2 separate regions of the Mus musculus genome follow, and region 2 is linked to region 1. Evidence: chromatin loops called from intact Hi-C (ENCODE). Cell type or tissue: heart. All regions are shown on one strand. Links, peaks and the distances in the headings refer to the core of each region. The heading gives the core; the rest is flanking DNA.

Region 1 (12,834 bases), core at 1,911-9,910:
TTTTCTTAATTAGTAATTAATGGAGGAGGACCCAGTCAATTGTGGGTGATGCCACCCTAGACTAGTGGTCTTTGGTTTTATAAGAAAGTAGGCTGAGAAAGCCACAAGCAGCAAACAGGTAAGTAACACTCTTCCATGGTCTCTGCATCAGCTCCTGCCTCCAGGTTCCTGCCCTGCTTGAGTTCCTGTTTCAACTTCCTTCAGTGATGAACAGTGATGTGGAAGTATAAGCCAAATAAACCCTTTGCTTTGCAACTGGCTTTTGGTCATGGTGTTTCATCACAGCAAAAGAAACCCCTAGCAAGGAGAAGTCATTATTCATTCACCCATGAACACTAATGAAGTGTTTACAACACATGATGTGTCAGAGTACTGCAGGGCCCCAGCCCTGTGGGTCTTAAAACACAGTGTGGAGAACACATTGATGTATACAATTGAGGTTCTGTGCTAACTCACCTTGGCTGTCTCTATGCGACAAAGTGAAGCTAGTGTCTAGGCACAGTACTCAAAGCATATGGTTAGTTGACTTTGTACCTTACCATGCCAACAAGTTTGCACAGCTGTGTCCCTCTCTGAGTTGAGCTGCTTTGGTTTGCACAGTGTTAGATGGAGTGTGATATCTGACTTACCAGGGCCCAGATCTCAGCAGAGAGACAAGAGAGGCTTCCTCTCCACACAGCATTCGGGGTTCAGCCCACCTTGAAAATCCTCAGCCAAATAGTGAGGAATGGAAGGAAGAAAGTTCCCTCTGCACGTAACTGTCCTATGTGGTGAAGGGGAACCACAAACAAGATGGAGGTATGGTGGAAAGAGCAATTCATTTCACATGACCTGCAGATGCAAACTTTGTGCCAATGGAGCAGTTGCCAGGGTAGAAGGAAATGATGGTAACTCTTGAGGGGGTGGGGATCACCCACCCAGAAGACTGGTACTCCCTTCGCATCCTGTGTCTGATGGCTGGCATGCAGCTGTCCAGCTGGCCACTCAACCACTCAGCTTTGCTTGGCTCCCTGTAAGCTACAATTGGTTCCCATCATGAAATGTTGGCTGATGGGATGGCCACCTCTGGGCCATTCTTACAGTGAAGGGTGCCTTCCTTCCACTCCCTGTTCCCCTCCATCAGCTGCCTCACTTGGACATGGCAGAGCTGCCCATAGCTGATTCTCTACAAGACCATGTTGAATTACTTCTCCCAATGTCCTGCCAACACTAAGCTACTTCAGACACTGCGAGTGAGAAGGAACTTTAGGTGAGTTTGAGGTATGGACTATTTTTAGCTGATTTGTTTCAGACGTTACATGGCTTAGGAGAGGTGGCTTAGGAGATGAGTCAGGTAGCAGTCAGGGGACTTTTATGCATGGAAACAGTGAAGGCAGACAGAGTCACAGGAACGTAATGTACCCAATTTCCTACACCGTGGACGAGGTGTCAGGTGGCAAACCTGGTCTGGAAAATAGTTTGAGGATTTCTTAAAGTTCCACACCTGTCCTATGTTCCAGCATGTCTACTTCCTCCCATGTATTACTTACTCACATAAATACCTGGGCTAGATTGTTCCCAACAGCATCACTAAGACTGCAAACAGATCAAGAATCCAGCAACTGAAATCATCCCTGCATAGTCACACTATGGGATGCTATTTATCAAAGAAAAAGAGCAAACTACCCACATATGTGAAAACCTGCATAAACAAACAAAAATCCAAGCCCATTAGGTTTTATGGAGGAGACAGACAGCAAGATTGTATGATTCCTTTAAATAAACTCAAAGTTGGACAGATTTCTCCACGATGATAGAAATGAGGCTAGTGGTTGCTTATGGCTGAAGGGAGCATCCACCGGTCGTAGGGAACTCTGGGAGATAAGGAAATCGTGAAGATGTGGTTAGATTGTTATGTGTATGTCAAAATTTACCAACTTTTACATTTGATACCTAGGCACTTAGATGTATGTAGATTTCCTGATATTGGTATGTGCGTGTACTACTACGATTTTCTAGAGAACAGAACTGAGAGAATATACTTATATGTGACTTATTAGAGTGGCTTACAGGCTATGGTCCAGCTAGTCTAACTATGGCTGTCTACCAAAAAATCCGGTGGTTGTTTGGTTCACGAGGCTGGGTGTCTCAGCTCTTTTTCAGGATATGTCAGAACCCCAAAGAATGGCTCTAATGCCATCAAACCAAGAATAAGAGCAAATAGGCAAAGAACAAAAGTTTCTTTTAAGCTTGTCCTTTCCATAGGCTACCAGGAGGAGGTATAGTCCAGATTAAGGGCAAGTCTTCCTATCTCAAATGATCCTATTAACTAAAAACCCCTCACACGTGTGCTCAGGGACTTGCAATTTTAGTTAATTCCAGGTGTAGTCAGGCTGACAATGGAGATTAGCCATCACCAGTGTGGCACATTTGCGCACATGTGCAGGCACACATACACACACACACACCTGCATGGGTGTGGCAGCCAGAGGAGCCTCAGATGTTGTTCTTGAGGGGCAGCTTCACTTCTTGTAGCTAGTCTGTTAATGGCAAAGAGCTTGCCACATTGGCTAGGATGGCTGGGCCATAAGCCCCAGGGAATCTACCTGTTTCTACGTCCCTAGTTCTGAGACTGTTAGGGCTTGCCACTGTTCCCGGCTTTCTCGTATGGGTGCTGTGGAATGAACTTGTGTTCTCATGCTTGCATGGCAAACACCTTACCAATTGAGCCAGGAATTTAGATCTCATTGCCTAAAGGCACAGCCAACCCTTGGCATTGCAATAAACGTGACATTGTCATCTACAAAGGTCATATTCAAGAATAGCACAACTGAGTTACAAAAAAAATCATAAAACCCCTAATAACCTTTTAAGTAAATTTACCATTCATAGCTAGCCTGGGGCTCAGATGGCCCAAGGTTTGGGGCTGGGCATGACAGAATGGTTTCGAGACAAGAAAAGCAAGCTCAGATGCAGGTTTGGAACAGAGTGGTGGCAAGGCAGCTGAGGGAGGGAAGTAAGGTGGTGGGATGCACAGGGGAGGGGCCCTGTAAGGGAAGCAAAGACTGCAATTTCCCTGTCTCGACCTGTACAGGCCAGTCTAGGGACGGCTGGGGATCAGTAGCCATGCTTGCCAAAGGTCGAGTCATGAAACAAGCAGTTTCTTTCATTCGGAGTATTTTAATCCCTCGGACTCTATAGTGGGATGGGAGTCCTGTGTTATTATTGGAAATGGTGTCTATTATTAGTTACTGTTCCTCCTCTTGGATGGTGGAGTGCCAAGGCTTGGGAGGAGCTGGGCAGGACCCAGAGAGAGAGAGAAATGGTCTGTGAAGCCTGTATTTTCCAGAGCTCAGCAGTCAGGCTCTCAGCCTCATAGCTACTTATTTTATGTCCATCTAGTCACACCTCGGCTGAGCTCTCCAGTCTGCGTCAGAACCTCTGGGAGCCTGGAAGTAGCTGTGAACAGCAGTGACCTACCAGGTGGGTGGTGGGGAGGAATACCCATGCCAAGAGGACCAGAGGCAAAGCCAAGGCTCTGTTCCTCTAGAAGGTCAGGATGAGAGACACAGAGCACAGGCTCAGAGGGTGGTCATCTAGACCCATGACTGAGCAGTGAGCCTGTCTCACAAACATTCTGGGGAAGAATTCATCAGGCATTTTCTACACAATCCTGATCTAGTGTGCTCGTGTGGAGGATAATCTTTCTCTTTTGTACTTTGTATCTCTCTCTCTCTCTCCATATATATATATATATATATATATATATATATATATATATATACACATATACATGTGCGCTCACACACACACACACACACACACACAAACACACCCACATGAGGATTTTCCTATGTAGGCTGGCCTCAAACTCACCAACCTCCTGCCCCAGCCTTTTGAATGCTAGGATTTTAAACATGAGCACCCTCACCTGCCCTAACCTCATTGGGTTCTTTTCCAGAAAAGTGGTGTGGATTACAGTAACAGCTCAGAGAACCTCGCCGGTGAAGTCAGACACTTCAGAGCTGCCTCCTGAACATTTCCCTCCTTCAGTGCCAGGACAGGCAGCATCTAATAGGACAGACATCCCTTCCACCTCCCGAGCTTCCTTTTATCACCCTGCAGTGTTTCCATGGTTGGTGTTTTCCAAGGCATTCCCGAATCCATGTACTTTCTCCCTTTTCAACACGGGTGATTCATTAAATGTCAAACCAAACGTGGCCTTGTTCAAATACTTTTGTCGGAGTTTTCCTTTAAAAACACATCCAGAAATCAGAACACAAATCCTGTGTCAGTCTCTAAGACAGTCATGCAAGCAGTTGTAACTGCAGCTGTATGTCTGCAGCAGGTGCAGCAGAGATGCTTAAAAGGTGATTTATGTAAGCTACCTGGGACCTTCAGGGAAGTCAAAGCTGGGCGGCTGCTTCCTGGCGACCCCTCCTGGCTGTGCACCCTGGCGGTTCCCAGCTGACTAGGGATGTGGCTACAGCAGTTTCCCAGTGATGAGTGGCTACCAAATTGTCACAAACACACAGTCCCCTTGTGGTGAGTGTTTCATTGTCATAGGACCTGGCTTAGTCCCCCAGCTGTCCTGGGTGCATAGTCATTGTCAGGATAGAGTTCTTCAGAGAATCCCTGCTCTGCCCTGAACAGTAGCAGCTTGTACACAATGAAGCCATCTCCCAGGGAGCAGCAGATGGACAGATTTCAGCCCAGACTACCCTGAGAATGTGGTACACACCACAGAACAGGCCTTCTTTGGCAGGGAGATCGGTTTCCCTTCCTGGGAAACCAGCAGCCCTCAGACCCCTTGCTACCCTGGCCTCTGTCATGGGAAGCCATCAAAGCTTACAGACAGGCTTTGGAGAAGGATGGAACTGGATATAGATTTTGGCTCTTCCATTTACCAGCAATCTTACCTAATCCATGAGCCTGCAAACCTCAACTTCCTTATCTCTAAGTGCAGAGAATTGTGGTGGCTACCTGTATTAGCCAGGGTAAGCAATACCAGCAAGCACCAGCAAACCTAAGTCTCATTGTCTCATGGTGAGGAAGGCGTATTTCTCTTTCACACAGAGTTAATGAAGGGGATTTGATCAACAGCTCTCCTGGGGTAGTCCTGCACAAGGAGCAATTTCTCCTAGTGTGTATACTTGCCACCTTCTGGAGACCTGGGGTCTATATTTTCTGCCTTAAATGTGGGCTGGGGGTGGAGAGGGACTTTGAAAACCAATCCAGAATAGTAGCTGTCAGTCCCTCTGCTCGCAAGATGTGAAGAACTCTAAGTGAATGATGAAAAATTGTCCCCAAATATTTTGGCAACCTAAAATTGGCCCCAACGGGAGTATTTACACCACAGACATTGGCAGTTGTACTGTGAGAGGCAGGGGAAAGAAGACCGTGCTTCATTTCTGACCCACAGAAGTCATCAGTGGAAGCTGTGGAAGTACAGCGACTCTTCTGGGATTCCGAGTCAGCCCTGGCAGCCTTAGAGGCTGGGAAGTCACAGTAAGCCCCCTTGTCCCTGGTGGGAGACAGGGAGTCTCACATCCTGGACACCACAGTGACATCGTCCGCGGAAATCAGAGGCACTCTCCTCTGGCTCTCCCTAATCTTCCTTAAGCTCGCCTGCACTTTTGAAATTCTTCCCAGCTGTACTTGGGTCCAGAATGGAGGGCTTTGTGGAGCTGTGAGAACTTGACTCTAAGAGACTCTCCCTCACAGGAGTCCCATGTAGAGGAGCTGGCTGGCGCCTGACGCCATTAATCCTCTCACACAGCACGCACCCACCCACCTACATGCCCAGTTTCCTAATATTTACACATCTGACTCTTGCCATTTCCTTTTCTGGGGCCTCTGGGAACTGTTAACAGGGTTTTCCTGAAATGTGGAATTTGCAGGGAAAGGTAGATGGGCCCAGAGTGGCCCAGGCCCAAGTGGTATTTGGGAGGATGTGACAGAATTTGCTACTGGAACCTCTGGTTTTCATACCCACAGCAGTTATTTGTCACTTCTCCCTTTCTTAGAACCAGAACAAAGGCTCTGCTGCTCCAGCCTAGATCCCTGTGCATTACAGGAGTGGGCTGGCAGCGGGCAGAGTTCACCTCGCTCGTCATCCCAGTGGAGGAAGGGCACGGTTCAGTGAATCTTTGTTTGTTTTTACAAACTTGGTGGGACCACCTCCACACCACCACCATCACCACCACCACCACCCAATTTGCAATCAGAACCTTCCCCAGATTCTGGAACGTAGCCCCACTCGGCCACAAGTTCTAAACAGCAGTGGCTGAATGGTGCAGTCTGAAATGATGTCAACGGCTTGTGCAGGAGCCAAGGAAAATATGTGGAGGCCCTCGGCGGCTTCATCCCCACGCTTGTAGCAATGCAGCTGTGAGCCTTAAGTTTTCCTTCTGAAGAGACCACAGTGCATCTGGAAGGATTCAGAGCCAGCTCTGCCTGTCACACCTCTGGATGTCCTCCCCTGCCCTCCACCCTCCTTGAAGAACCAATTTTTAAAAGCAGGTCCAAAAGAGACATGGACCACGAAATGTAGCTAGAACCAGTGGTATTCATCAAGTATTTGAGTAAGAGCTTAGCTCCCATGGTGGTAGGCATGGGGAGGGAAGAACAGACAGACCAAAATGCTAGGGGTGTCAGAGAGGGAATTCCATAGCCACAGGGCTCTGGGACCAGAGGGCTTCTACCACTTAAGCCCGCAGGCTCTTGTCTTCTGACTCACAGAGGTGACTCCATTCCACTTTGTGCCTTCAAGGAGCCAGGGCTTGAGTTGCCAACAATCATCCTTCCAAAACTCCACTTGATCCCATCCATGGGAATGCAGTCAGAGGGAGAGAGAGCCTCCCATCACTCCTGCCCATGGCTGCAGAGCTCAGGGATCCCACGGATCCAGTTCATCCCACGGCAGGCTCTGTGATGGTGTGGCCATGTCCGTGGTCAGGAACTCTGCTTTAGAACCGGAAGTGCACAGATAAAGCCCCAGGGGGAGTCTTAAGCACCCCTGTACTGCAATTTATGGGTCAAATGACAAGTCGGTGGAAGGAGTATTATTTTTCTGAGTCTAGCAGAGGAGCCTGGAGAGGGAGCAGCTAAGCATAGCCGCCCCTTAGCCAGCACTGCCGCCTCCTCCTCATCTTCCTCCTCCTTCTGTTTTTCCTTCCTAAAGCCTTTTCTCCCTTGACCCTCTTGAAACTCTTCCAGCCAAGTGAATCTGGGGAAGGAAGGGTCTGTGCATCCTGACAACACGGTGGGACACAGGGCCTCTCCTCCTCCACATTGACCTCTGGGCTGGGCTGGGTGCAACCGGCCATTACTGACACTTGGCTTTCATTTTATGATTGTGTTTATAGAGAAAACATACTTTAGAAAAAGAACTCTCCCATGGCCGCCAGCCATACCACTTTGTGGATTGCAGGAGCCAAGTAAGGCGGGGTCTGCTTGCTAGGGATAGCAGAGCCCACCCAAGGGGACCTGGATGCTCTGAAAAAGTGAACTGCTGACTTCCAACCCCCGACTTCCCTCGTAGGAATCACCTTGTGACGAGATGAGATATCAGGTAAGCAGAGAAGAGGTGAAACTGCACCAAAGTCCCAAAACAGTGCACATTTGTGTCCCTTCTCCTTCATGGCGAATAAAAACAAAATACTCTCCTAGCCTGCAGCTTCAAGGCATGCAACCAAGAGATGCTCCTCAGATTCTGTGAGCATACTTATCACTGTGCTTCTAGGCACTGTGTTGATGCTTTGTGGTTCCCCCGCCACACACACAATTCTTAAAGCAAGCAAGTAAGAAAAGTTCCATCTTTAAGGTTTGGTTCAGAGAAGCAACTTGCCCAAGGTCACAAAATAGAGGCAATGCTTGAGGCTGCTGAACTTCAAAGTGAGTGAAAGATCTTTGCAAGAAAACAAGAAAACCCAATACCTTCTATCCCTTGTCCTTTTTTTTGAGGGTGTGTTTGTTTCAAAGGACCAAACACTAGTGCTAGGTTCTCAGGTGTCCCGAGGATTTAGTGAGGCTTTTTCCTCTCCTCAGTCATTAACCTCTGTGACTCTGTAAAGAACCCCTGATGTGACTGAGCAAAAGCTGTGTACAGTGTACAGAACAGTAGTAGTCCTTTGGCAGAAGGTCTTTCAAATGCTCCTTCTGGAATTGTTGAAATATCAGTCAGGGGTGGAGCTGGCTTCCAGCACAGAATGCGGCCTCCCAGGAGTGGCCTTCCCACCCAGCTAACTACATCTTTCAGTCTCTCCCACCTACACTGCATGGTAGGTCCTCAGGGCTCAGGAGGCTGAGTTCACACAGCTGTGGAGCTTGGGGACACACCCAGGAGGAAGCAAAGGTCACACACTCAGATCTGAGGAATGAGGCTAAGAGGGGGAAGCATGGAGGATGGGTGCCCACCCAGAGAGGAAGGGAGAAATGAACAACCAAGATGACTATATGACTATATGAATGTATGTCTGCATGCACGCACATGCACACACAGACACACACACACAGACAGACAGACAGACACAAACACACACACACACACACACACACACACACACACACACACACAACTATTGAGTCTTAGAAAAGAAGAAAACACTGTCATTCACAAAGAACTTGAAACTTGAAAGGTGTAAGACATGCTAAACAAAGCCAGGCACAGAAAGACTTTCAGGTTAGTCCATCTGATTGAAGTATATAAAACCATGAGCTAAAATTAATGTGTTTTTGAAAAATTTAAATGGATAATGTCAGGTGTCCTGTCACAATGACCAGAGGCCTAAAGCATCGTTATCCTACTTTTATTCTACATTTCGTTACTAATACTTTGACTTTAGAGTCTTTTAAATTTTAGTCCAACACAGCTTGCTCTTGCTGATGCTGAGGCTTAGGTGAGGCAGGAGCACACGGCAGATGGGGGAGTGAGATGGGGCATGGATGTGATCTAAATACATTGTTCTCACATATGAAATCATCAAAGAATAAATTAAACATTTTAAAGGGTAACAACGTTTTATCAAGTTCATAATATGGCCAGAAGTGGGCTTGCTCGATATTTTGTGCCTACTGTATTAGAGGAGCAGAACCCATAGGGCTCGAGAGGAGGGTGGAGACAGAGAAATGAAGTTTAAGGAATTGGCTCACAAGATCACAAGAATAGCGAGTCCTAAGTCTGCAGGGCAGGCTGGCAAGGTAGAGACCCAAGGAAGAGTAGGCTTCTGTCTCAAGGCAGTAGGAAGCTGGGTTCCTTCCACACTGGGGGCTACAGTGTTTTCTCCTAAGGCCTCCAACTGATTAGATGTGGCCAGCTTATATTACAAAAGGTTATCTGCATTGCTCAGTCTAGTTATCCAAATGTTAATTATATCTACAACATACCTTACAGTAGCATCTAAACTGGTGATTAGACAAAAGAGTATAGCACTATACCCGGTGAACCTAGCACATAAGATCAGCTATTGCACATATTCGCCTTTTTTAATCCTCACAACGGCTCCGTGACAACAGTAGTATAATCCTTGTACTGGGCCTAGGGAACTGAAGATAATGTGCGTCAACAAGTTGTCAGAAATAACACAGCTAGTTAACACAGCTGGGCCGTAGCTTTGGGACTGCTTGGTTCTGGCGCCCAACTTCAGAATGGCACGGAAGCTTCCTTCTGGAGCCTCTGTTCAAAACAGAGACTTTTCGAGGGGCAGTGAGCTGCCTGGTAGATTATCAGCAAAGTCTTTGCTCATGCCTCCGTTCAACCCTGGCGTCTTTGACAAGCTGGCAAAGCTAGAGAATCAGTGAGCCCAAGTATCTCACAAAACACCCCCTCCTGTCCCCCGTTCAGGAAGTTTCCGCACTTCCTATCTAGAGTGCCACCCCTGACTGGTGTTAGTGGGCACGCCCTGCATTAGGGGCAGTGCCCCCTCACTGTGGTTTCTCTCCTCTTCCTTACTGCACTTCAAAAGCACTTCTCTCCTAAGAGCACAGCCTGTCTGAGACCCCTTCCCAGAAGCCTACTCACTCAGAAGTCTCCAGGGACCACCAAATCGAATTTGGGGTTTCTGTTTTCTCCAACCAATCACAGTGGCTGTCTGAGAAACTGGCTCTCAGCCATTGGGAGCCAGGATGGCTGACCACTTCCGGAGGAGAGCCAGACCATGCATCAGCCACGGCTTCATCAGTGTCCGGCTTGTTCTTGGAAACATAGCGTCTAAAGTAAAGAGAGAAAAATGAAGAGAATTCTGAATTCTCATTAAAGAACTGTATGGATGATGAGCCGGTATGGAAAAGTAGACGTTTCCTTAGCCTCAGGCTCCCGAGAGAAAGATGGCGATCCAAGAAAGGAATAATGCAGGGGACGAAAGCTCACGGGCTCCAAGGGCCTTGTGGCCATGGCTCCTCTTGAGGGGACAGTCGTCCTCTAGAGCTCTAGACTTCACCTCTCCCCCTCTTCTTCTCCCTCCTCCGTCTCCGTCTCTACCCCACCCCTGCTTCTTTGACAATATTGTGTCAGAGAACTATTGTGAAAAGCCAGGCGAGAAAGCTCAAGAAAATGAGCCCGCCTCGTGCACACCAGTATCTTTCAGACCGTGCAACCCAGGCCATCTGCCATGTTGCAAAGCAGAAACCAAGTGTCCCATACTGTCTGTGCTGTGGAGGAATGGAGTGTTCTCCACTGTGCCAAAGGGAAACAAGGCAGATGCCCTGAGTTTTTCCGTGAAACCCGCATGCTGAGGGTCCAGTGTTTGCTTCTTTAGCGGGGTCTCAGTGGTGCAGGCAGAAGTTGTCAGTCGGCACCGGCTTCCTAGCAATGCCACAGCTGGAAGGAAGACAGATTCTGCTTCTCTCCTTTGAGAATTCAAAGAATCATGAGCACCAATAAGATTCAACTACCACAGGTACTGCCCGGAGCCCGGCTGGTCACTTTACACTTTCCATGAGAGACAGAGCTAACATATCTGAAAGAGAACCCAGAGGGTGCTGTGTGGTCTTCTCCAAGCTGTCCCTTTGGTCTGGACAAGTCAGATGATCCTCTCATCCTCAGAATAGAATGTCCCCAAGTCTTTCCCTCAGATCTGCTTTCATTTACAGGCCAACTCCATTGCTCTTAAATGCTGGTTTGCATTCTTTGTGTGTGACTGATTCTTTAAGAACCAGAATTTAGGCTGGGCAGTGGTGGTGCATGCCTTTAATTGTAGCACTCAGGAGGCAAGCAGGTGGATCTCTGTGAGTTCAAGGCCAGCCTGGTCTATAGAGTGAGCTACTAGGACAGCCAGGGCTACACAAAGAAACCCTGTCTCAAAAAAATCCAAACATAAATAGATAGATAGATAGATAGATAGATAGATAGATAGATAGATAAACAAAAAAAAGAAAAGAAAAAAAAACAGAGTTTAATGCTAAAGTGGAACCCCCCTCTCTCCCCCTCACTCTCTCTCAGATCAAACTCACAGCTTTTCACCCACTAGGCAGCCGCTATGATCTGAGCTATACTCCCAGCTCTTGTCTTTTTAAAGACGGGGTTTTACTATGTACCCCAGGCTGGCCTGGAACACATTATCCTTCTGTCTTTGCCTCCTGAGCACTGGGATCAAACACTTGGCTCACTCACCCAGAGCCAATCTCCTTCTCCTTTAACAAATGAGGAAAAAAATAAGCCATAGAAGTATAGATTGTTTAAATGCATCATGAAGAGAAGCAAACCCTAAAGTCTGAGTTGGGGGAAATGGTACCAACTTCAACTTGGGCCTGAAAGGTCTTCCTTGTCCTTGTCCATTTCCTGGTGGAACATAAAAGGTTTGCAAAGACCACCACCCTGTCCAGGGCCTAGCTTCCTTTTGTAGGCACTTCCTTTTATGTCTGCCTCTTGGTCTTTCTCCCAAGAGCCTCTTGCTCTAAAGACAAAACTTCTGAATTTTGACAGAAGACTCAAATGTGGGCAAACTGAACTACAAATTTCTTAGTGGCCGAAGAAAAGCCTTCCATGGGAGAGAGAAAGCACTCATAAAATTTTTTATCCTTTCTTTGAAAATGGCTTGGCACCAATGCAAACTAGCAAGGAGGCAAAACACCTGAAGGCTCACCTTTGGTTAGTGCTCAAGGCTGCTGCTGCTGCAAAGGTCCTTTAGGGTGATTTTCTAGATCATTTCAGGGTAGAGATGCTGGGGGCAATGATAGGAATTCTACCATCATTCTGTACTTCTAGGCACCCAGAAATCTCTCTGTGTGGCCAGCTGCTTACAGAACCATCTTGGATGTTCTGGTTCTTGGGTTTTACGGTGGTGTTCCTGTGGTGAGGTTTTGAGACAGAAGGTGGTCACATAAAGGCAAGAACTTACATGAGAATCAAGTGTTCAGGACCCCAGTGATCATTTCATTGACCTGAAAGTCTGTTATCTTGAACACGAAGACTAGAGCTCATTAGTTCTAAGCAATGTTCAGGTGTAACTGGGCAATAAGAAGTCACTGTGTCTCCCAAACTGGCCTTGATTCTTCACCCTGAAGTGAGAATTTGTTTTACAGCTTTGTTCAAAATTTAATCCAGATTACACCATCCTCATGCTTAAAATTTTCCAGTGGCTCCCTTCATCGTGAACAAGATCCTCACTATGCCATCCGCAGCCCCGTCTACCTTCACAGTCGTATCTCCCATCATTCCTCACTCTTCACTTCAATCTGCTTGACTATTTTTATTTGTTGAATACTCCAAGCAGTCTTTGCCTTTGAACATTCTGTTTCACCTTTCTAGAATATTCTCTATATAAATAGTTATCTGTCTAACTCTCGGTTCATCTATATTTCTTCTGGAGAAGATAGCCTACATCTTCATCCTTATCCCACTCCCACCATCCCCCC
Region 2 (8,000 bases), core at 1-8,000, 190 kb before region 1:
AGAACATACATTCAAATAAAAATGACATTTCTTTTCCTCACTACACCATCTAAAAAAGGGACCAATTTTCAAAACTGCTTGTGGCTTTTTACCCAAGCTCCAGTTGGCAGAAGGAAGGCTTTGCTTTATTATGCCCCTGATCACTCCACTATCTTGTCTGGGTACCACAGAAATCTGACTACACAATCAGTTACCATCCTGGAGTCGGGGAGACAATGTGCTATCTGATTTTATAATCTATTCCAACCACCTGACCTTAAAAAGTGCTGGTCTATTTCAGTTAATATCAAGTGGGAGAGCCTTCCTTCTGTAATATTTGTCCAGTACCTACATACTGTTCATCATGTCCCCTGCACAGACCATAGTTCCCCTGAACTTGCCTGCACCACATTTTCCTGATTAATTCCTATCAAACTGTGTTTCATGGTCTTCCCTACTGACAGTAAGATCAGGTAGAATAATTTCCATATTATGTCTATGGTAAAGTGAAATGACTTGGGTACTTTGCTTCTTTATTTGTCTTCATGAAAGGGTCAAAAATCCAATAATGTTTGTGGCAAAGCAGAGCATTGTGTTGGCATACCATTTAAATAATTCCAGCCTTGTTGAATAGTTTATGCCCCTTGCCTGTGCACACTAAACTGACCAGCATACTTTACTCAGGAAATGCTTGTTGATGACAATGGGAAAAAAATTGACACAAACCTTGTCTCAGTCTTATAACAGCTGGGCATATGAGAGGATTAATCTAGGTAGAAATAGAATTCACATAAATTAGTAGAATGTTCATTCTTAAAAGTGTAATTTTGGGGTTGGAGAGATGTCTCAGCAATTAAGAGTACTAGTTGCTCTTTAAGAGGACTCAGGTGCAGTTCATTTCCAGGCATTCACATCAGATGGCTCACAGTCCATTTATGAATTCAGTTTTAGAAGATCCAGTACTCTCTTCTGGACCCTATGGTATCAGACATTCATATGCTGTATATACATATACAAGGCACTCACACATAAAAATAGATTTTTTCTTAGTTTATCTAATTTGCATTTATTCAAACCCTTTATGGAGCCTGTTGAGTGGCAGTCCTTGCACAGGCAAGGACCATAAACTATTCAACAAAGCTTAAATTATTTAAATGGTACTCCAAACTAAGACTACACACACACACACACACACACACACACCCCATCTGCATAGTGCTGCATTTAAGGATTCTGATGAAATTTAAGAAAAGACATTTAAACTTCTGTTATTTGGGGACAGCATACTTGCCATACAGTTTATACAATAGCATGTTTTACAACTAGGAGCTTCAAATTACTGTGATGTGAGTAGTTTGTGTTTTATAAAATTGAATAAAGGTATTATATTTTAACTCATAATCTCTTTTCAAAAATCTGTAGCTAAGAGATTATTCTAAATGTTTTTCTTTTATTGAAAATAGATTTTTAATTGCATCATCTATCCTGATTATGGTTTTTCCTCCCCTCCCTCTCCTGGTTCCTTCGCACCTCCCCTCCCATGCAGATCCACCCACTTTCTGTCTCTCATTAGAAAACAGGCTTCTAATGGAATATAATATAATACAGTTAAAATAGTATAATATGTAGTATAAAAGACAAATCAAAACTAACATATCAGAATAGGACAAAACAAGCAGAGGAGAAAGAACCCAAAAAATAAACTCATTCATTCACATATTCAGGACTACCATAAAAACATTAAACTGGAATCCATAATGTATATAGAAAGAACCTATAGGGTAAAAAGGGAGAAGAAAATACAAGAATATAATAATAATAATAATATCATATTTTAAAACAGAAAGGCCATGACATAGTATAAGGCCAGGAACCTCTAAAGACGCCGTTGAGTTCCTTTTCTGCTGTCCTCTGCTGCTGGGTACGCAGCCTGCCCTTAGGGTGGTTTGTTTCTCCAACGAGACTCCATTAGAGGAAAATAAGTTTTCATTTATAGTGGTTCAGTTGGAGACAGCTTCTGGGTTAGGGACATGTATCCACTTCTTTCAGGTCTAGAACCTCACTCTGCTACAGACTCACACGGGTCCTGAGCATGCTGCCTTTGTCTCGGTGGACACTGATTTGCACCAGTCTTGTTGACTTAATGGCCTTGCTTTCTTGGTGTCCTCCATACCCTCTGTCTCTTAGACTTCTTGCCTCCTCTTCCACAGGATTCCCTGAGCAGTAATAAATAAATAAATTGTATTATCTTGGACATTTACTTTGTTTCATACAAAAAAATTAACTCAAAGATGGATCAAAGCCCCAAGTATAAGACTTACAATGAGAAAAATCCATAAACCCCCAGGTTTAAACCTTCAAGTGCTTAGGCTTGGTAACTGAGTCATAGCTATAACACCAGAAGAAACCCAGATGCACTGGAATCCTTAAAAATTAAAGACTTTTGTGCATGAAAACAAAACAAAACAAAACAAAAAAACAAAGCCAAGACAGTGAAAAGATAATACAACAGGAGAAAATATTTACAGTCAAGTATCTAGTTAGGTCTAATGTAGAAAATGTGAAGAACTCTTGAACTCAATGAGTACATGATAACCTAATTTTATTTTATTTTAGTGTTAGTTTTTTTTTTAGATATTTTCTTTATTTACATTACAAATGTTATTCCCTTTCTTGGTTTCCCCTCTGAAACCTCCCTATCCTATCTCCCCTCCCCCTACTCACCAACCCACCCACTCCTGCTTCCCTGTCCTGGCATTCCCCTACACTGGGGCATGGAGCCTTCTCAGGACCAAGGGCCTCTCCTCCTATTGATACCCAACAAGGCCATCCTCTGCTACATATGCAGCTGGAGCCATTAACCTAATTTTAAAAATGAACAAAGAATCTTAGTCGACAACTTTTCTAAAGAACACAAACAAATATTCAACAAACACTTAGGAGATAATTGAGGTCACTTGATGACCCCCCCCCCCCCCAGTAAGTTAAATTTGAAATTTTCATTTGGCACAGCAAGTCTACTCTTAGGTATATATCCAGACGAATTCAGAGCAGTTATTCAAACAAAATACTTTGTCATAGTAGTGGATAAATATTCACCATAGCCAAGGAGGCTTCCTCAATATAAGCCGGTTGATGAAAAGATATGAACATATATTGTATTCAGACTGTGACATGTTATTTGGCCATAAGCTTCAATACATTTTTTTTAATTAAGAAAATTTTATGTGCATGATTGTTTGTGCATTGTGTATATGCATGGTACCCAGTAGCCATGGAGACCAGAAGAGGGTGTTAGATCTTTTATAACTGGAGTCCTAGGCAATTGTGAGCGAGCTGTCGTGTGGGGGCTTGGAACTGAATCCAGGTTCTCTGCATGAGCAGTAAGTGCTCTTAACTGCTGAGCCATCTCTCAGAGCCCAAGGTGCCACGAAATGTTGATCCATGTTGCAATATGCACAAAAGACCAGACACACCAGAGCAGACCAGTTAGTCTTCTTCAAGAAGCCACACATGTATGATTCCATTTATATGGAATGTCCCAAGCTAGCAAACCCATAAAGACTCAGATTAATGGTTGACAGTTTGCAGGAGGAGACCATTGGAGGTGAGTGAGTGCTGAATGGGTGTGGGGTTTCTGTGAGATGAGGAAACTTTCTGAAATGGGATGGCTATACAAAATTGCAGATGTACCTGATGATTTAAAATGGATAATCTGTGAATTCTAGGTTGGGTGTGTTTTAACACATTAATTTTTTTCATGAGTTCTTGTCTGGCATGGCATCACCCCTCTTATACAGGATGGCACACTGCAAAATCACATGACAGAGAAACACAGGAAATTTGGGTTCTAGAGAAAGTTTGCCATCTGACTCATCTCAAAGCTTTGGGAAGTAAACCGCACAGTCTCCATGGGTCTTGGTTTTCCTGGCTATAGAATGAAGACTCTAAATGAAATGAAAGTTGAATTCCTGCACAACTCTAAAATTCTTTTATTTGAGCTATAAATAACAATTTAGAATTCTGAATTCTATGCTTTATGTTGTTCCTGCTTCACTTATATTGATGAAATGAATGTTTCTAAATTTGGTTATATTCTGCACCAAGGAACCACTCACAAAAGCATACGAGGTATATAAACCTTACAATATAACTTATAACTAGGTAGTCAAAAAGTCCCCAAAGTAATTGGGGAATGGATTAGTATACTTGTAAGAAATATTTCCCTTTTTAATGCACAGTTTTTTTGATATTTAATATGTTAGGAATGTGAACTTTTAACTTGTCAAACTATTGTAACGTATTTGAAAATTATAGTAATTTGATTACAATGTTGCCTATAAGGCACAAGGTTTAGTTAATGGAATCCATATGTAATTAAAATGCAGAACTAAATGTAATCAGACTCCAGTGACTAGGGCTTTCATATTGATAGTTTTACAATGGCCTCTGGGGTTGAAAGTTTAAATGTTATAGAATATAATAGCGCTGTAGAAAACAAGCTGGCAATTTATTTGCGTTAATGTTACCAGCACAGCCACTTAATGGTATGTGACTCTGGCATCCTGAATTGTCTTCCTCTTAGTAGTATGATCTGTTGGCAGGTGGCAGATTCACATGGCTGCCACCACTGCAAGAACATTCTCCACAGCACTGTGGTATAGACACACCAAGATGAAGGTCCCTGCCCTGAGCCAAGCCACACTCTCTTTTAATAACAGAGCTGCTTAATTTGGGTGAATTCACTTGAATCATGTGAAAGTAATAGACACAACACTATGCACCAAGCCACAAAAAAGTTAAAAAATTTTTCCTGAACTTTAAAAAAAAAAAAAAGAATGATTTTCTCTGGACGAGCTTAAGAGTCGACATCCTGTGCTGGAGTTCTCTAATCATCACCAGCACAATTTACAATCAGAACACACAGAGAGCCAGTTCAGACCAGCTCATCTGTTGATCTTGGCAATGGCCCTTCATCTCACTGTGTACAGCTGCCACTTAAGAGTGGGGGGGGGGACTCAGCGGAGAGTTGGGGGCGGGCTGCGAGGCTGGTCAAGGCAGGAGCACACAGACCTGCTTCATCTCAGTGGTCTTTCGTATTTTACTGCCCTCCACCCCTTTTTTTTTTTTAAACTCAAAATTAAATACGGACCTCTCCTGAACCACTGCGCTCCAGGCATAAGAAATTGTAATGTCTGGCTTCCAGAAACTGTCCCGTCAAAATGTGCTTCTGATTAGGTGGCTTAATTACAGCTGTGAAAACAATGTTGATTTAGGCCGCAAGATTCCAGGGCATGTCAGCTGCTATTAGCTAACCTTGGACTGAATCCACCATTTTAAAACTCTGTGCCACTAAACTCACCCTGCCTGACAACTTTTTATTTAGGTGGAAAAGTTGCCAAAAGCAGTACATTTTAATCAACGTATTGTTCAACACACAATTTCATTTGTATCACCATTAATGACTCTATCAAGAACAAGGAAACTCCATTTGTTCAAACCAGTAAGTCCTGAGTAGTATTTTTGAGGGGCAACTGACACAAGAATTACTTTTAACTCCTTTAATTCAGTTTTATTTTAATTCTAGCATGTTGGTTTAACCACCCAACTTTATTACACCTAAATTTTCCTGACAGTTTCATTTGCTGTTAGGAAATAAAATTGCAATTTTTTTTTTCAGCATGGGAAATAATGGCTAGTTTTTAAAATGTTATGGTGGAAGCGTCCCTTGCCTGAAGCGTGTTCAGACCCAAACTCAGTTTACTTTTGGAAGGAAACGGACCTCATTAAATGGTTTTTTAATATTTTAATATCGCCTAAGTATTTTTCCATGGTGAGAAGGCTGATTAGACCTGTCTGTTTCCACCTGCAGGGGAGCTAGAGGTTGTAATTATTTGATGGCTCTGGTGCTCTGGCCTTTTCAATACAATTGATGCAGATACCGTGAATAGCTATGTATTTGAGGTCATTCCAATTTCTTTCACTATTGGACATGAAAACTTACTCTTATGTGACATGAATGACAATATCACAGAACAACAGTTGAAAAAAGTCAGTAATTAAAAGAAAGCAGTGCACTGAAGGCAGAAGCATGACAGGAAGTACAAAAGGCATTAAGTCTCATAATCATCTCATGAGAACTTTTCCTTGAAAATCCTTTTCAGTGAATGATGAGCGAGCTAACTCAGCATTTGTTCAAGTTGTAGTAGGAGTTCATACATAGGTAGTGTTTGGTAGAAGTGGATGAGCATATAGGTAATATGTGTGTTTTGAAAGAAAGTGTTGGACTCCTGATTCAAGACAGAGTTGAAATCAGTCGTCTTGTAAGTATCCAATAACAACCCAGAACATCTTCAAACTACCAGATTTTTTTGGAGGCATGCTCTACATCTGTCTTTAGTTCATCTATCATTTGAGTTAATCTTCATGTCAAACTTATAAAGTAAATTTATAAAACTTGTAAAAGAAATTTATAAAACTTACAAAGGAAAAAGAGAGGGTATACAATATGCCCAAGATGACAGAGTCTAGGCCAGAGCTACTGACCATTTGCATACAACCCATACCCTAAAGATATGACTAGATATTCTTTCTGAAAAAAAATTCAGGAGATGCAACAGAGAGAAAACATCAGGCACGACAAGGTCACATTGTCATTTAAGGGACAAGTGCATTTAAATCTGAATAAAAGTTTTATAGCTTTCCGTGTCTAAAAACCCCCCAGCTAATTTCCCCCCTTTCAGCATGAAGCGGCTGTGTATAGAGCCTGGCACATTCTCTAGCCCTGCAGTTATGATCTTTTACCTAGAACAAAAGGGCTTCCTCCTTCTCTTTTGAAGCTGCTTTTATGCAAGAGGAATTCAAGGTGTATCCTTCCATGTTAGGCTGGTTTGAAGTTTCAAATTTCTTGCGTTTGTTCTTATGGTTCTGTGTTCTCGGAGAAATTGCGAAGAAATAGCTGTCTTCGTTTTTGCAGAACTTTGGCTTAGGGCATCCTTTGATAGAAGCTGAACGCGGCTCATTCTTTTGGTTATCCCTTTATTCTCAGTGTTTGCCTGACACAGATGAGAACGATGCCCCCACTAAGATAAAGGGCAGTGAAGGTTGGGGTCTTCAGTCCATCATTTAGTTCTTTGGAATTCTAGTTGAAAATAATGGATTTGGTGGAAAATGTGCCATATAGATTGTATGCAGTATAGATTTATTTTCCTCACAATAAAAATGATTATTTCAATATAGCTCTGCTAAACCTTTCTGGTGTCTTGGGATTCACTTTGAAAAGGTGTCTTATTAAGTAACACTGGGTATGATAGATTGTTCTGATTAAAATTATGCATATCTTTATTGGTTTTGACTTTTCTTGGTAATATGACATTTTTTCTTTAAGCAAGTATAAGAATAAAAGTGTTTTGAAGGATAAGTATATTTCTTCCTATGTAGGTATCTTACTCAATTTTTTTGTGGTTGTATAATACTTTTGCTCTGTAGTAATCTTTTTTTTTTTTTTAAATACCATGGTTTCACATATTTATGTTTTCTGGACTTTTTTTTTCAAAATCCTCAAATTCTTTAAAATATTCTATTTTTCCTAGCAGGTTAAAATGTAATATACACACAGAGTAACTTATTATATTATTTTCTGATATGGGATTATGGATGCTTTTACTTTTCAGAGTAGGATATTTGAAACGGGGTTATTGGAACAGGAACCGTTTATGACGGTTTCCTCTCTTTAGCATCACTGCAGAGTGCTGCCTTTTGACAGTACTTCAGAAGAGTTCAACTGGTCACCATGCCAGTACTTACTGCTTGGTCCAATGCTTCTCGATTGTGGTGTGATCTAATCGTCTATACAATTTCACCTGTTTCATTCTTACATTTGGTCAGCACTCACAATGTCCCATTGGATAGACAGGAAGCATAGGAAGACCACTGCCCCCCAGTCCCCTCCAGCTCATCTGGGACCCTGTCATACCTTCCTCCGAACTGCATGCTCTCCGTTTGTAATTCCTCCTTTCAAA

What was found. Peaks named below come from ENCODE experiments on the same cell type or tissue, not always from the same donor. Only the 100,000 strongest peaks of a DNase experiment are listed, where the experiment ranks them.
Region 2: it touches region 1 in a loop (1.8-fold over the local background); 2 of 42 quality-filtered maps call a loop at or near these places.

Annotation. Positions count from the first base shown.
Region 1 is chr4:84,012,670-84,025,503 of GRCm38, forward strand. No RefSeq gene overlaps it. Among named protein-coding and RNA genes, the nearest start is that of 6030471H07Rik, 26 kb to the right of the region's middle. In heart, for the core only: no CTCF peak of the experiment used is centred there; DNase peaks (open chromatin) are centred at 3,322, 5,592 and 6,322; H3K27ac peaks cover 998 bases.
Region 2 is chr4:83,826,469-83,834,468 of GRCm38, forward strand. All of the region lies in intron 25 of Ccdc171 (coiled-coil domain containing 171), which reads left to right. Gm42309 (a long non-coding RNA gene) reads right to left here. Exons shown (of 4, transcript XR_881387.2): 3 at 2,059-2,195; 4 at 694-748. Among named protein-coding and RNA genes, the nearest start is that of Gm42309, 12 kb to the right of the region's middle. In heart, for the core only: no CTCF peak of the experiment used is centred there; DNase peaks (open chromatin) are centred at 4,923 and 5,233.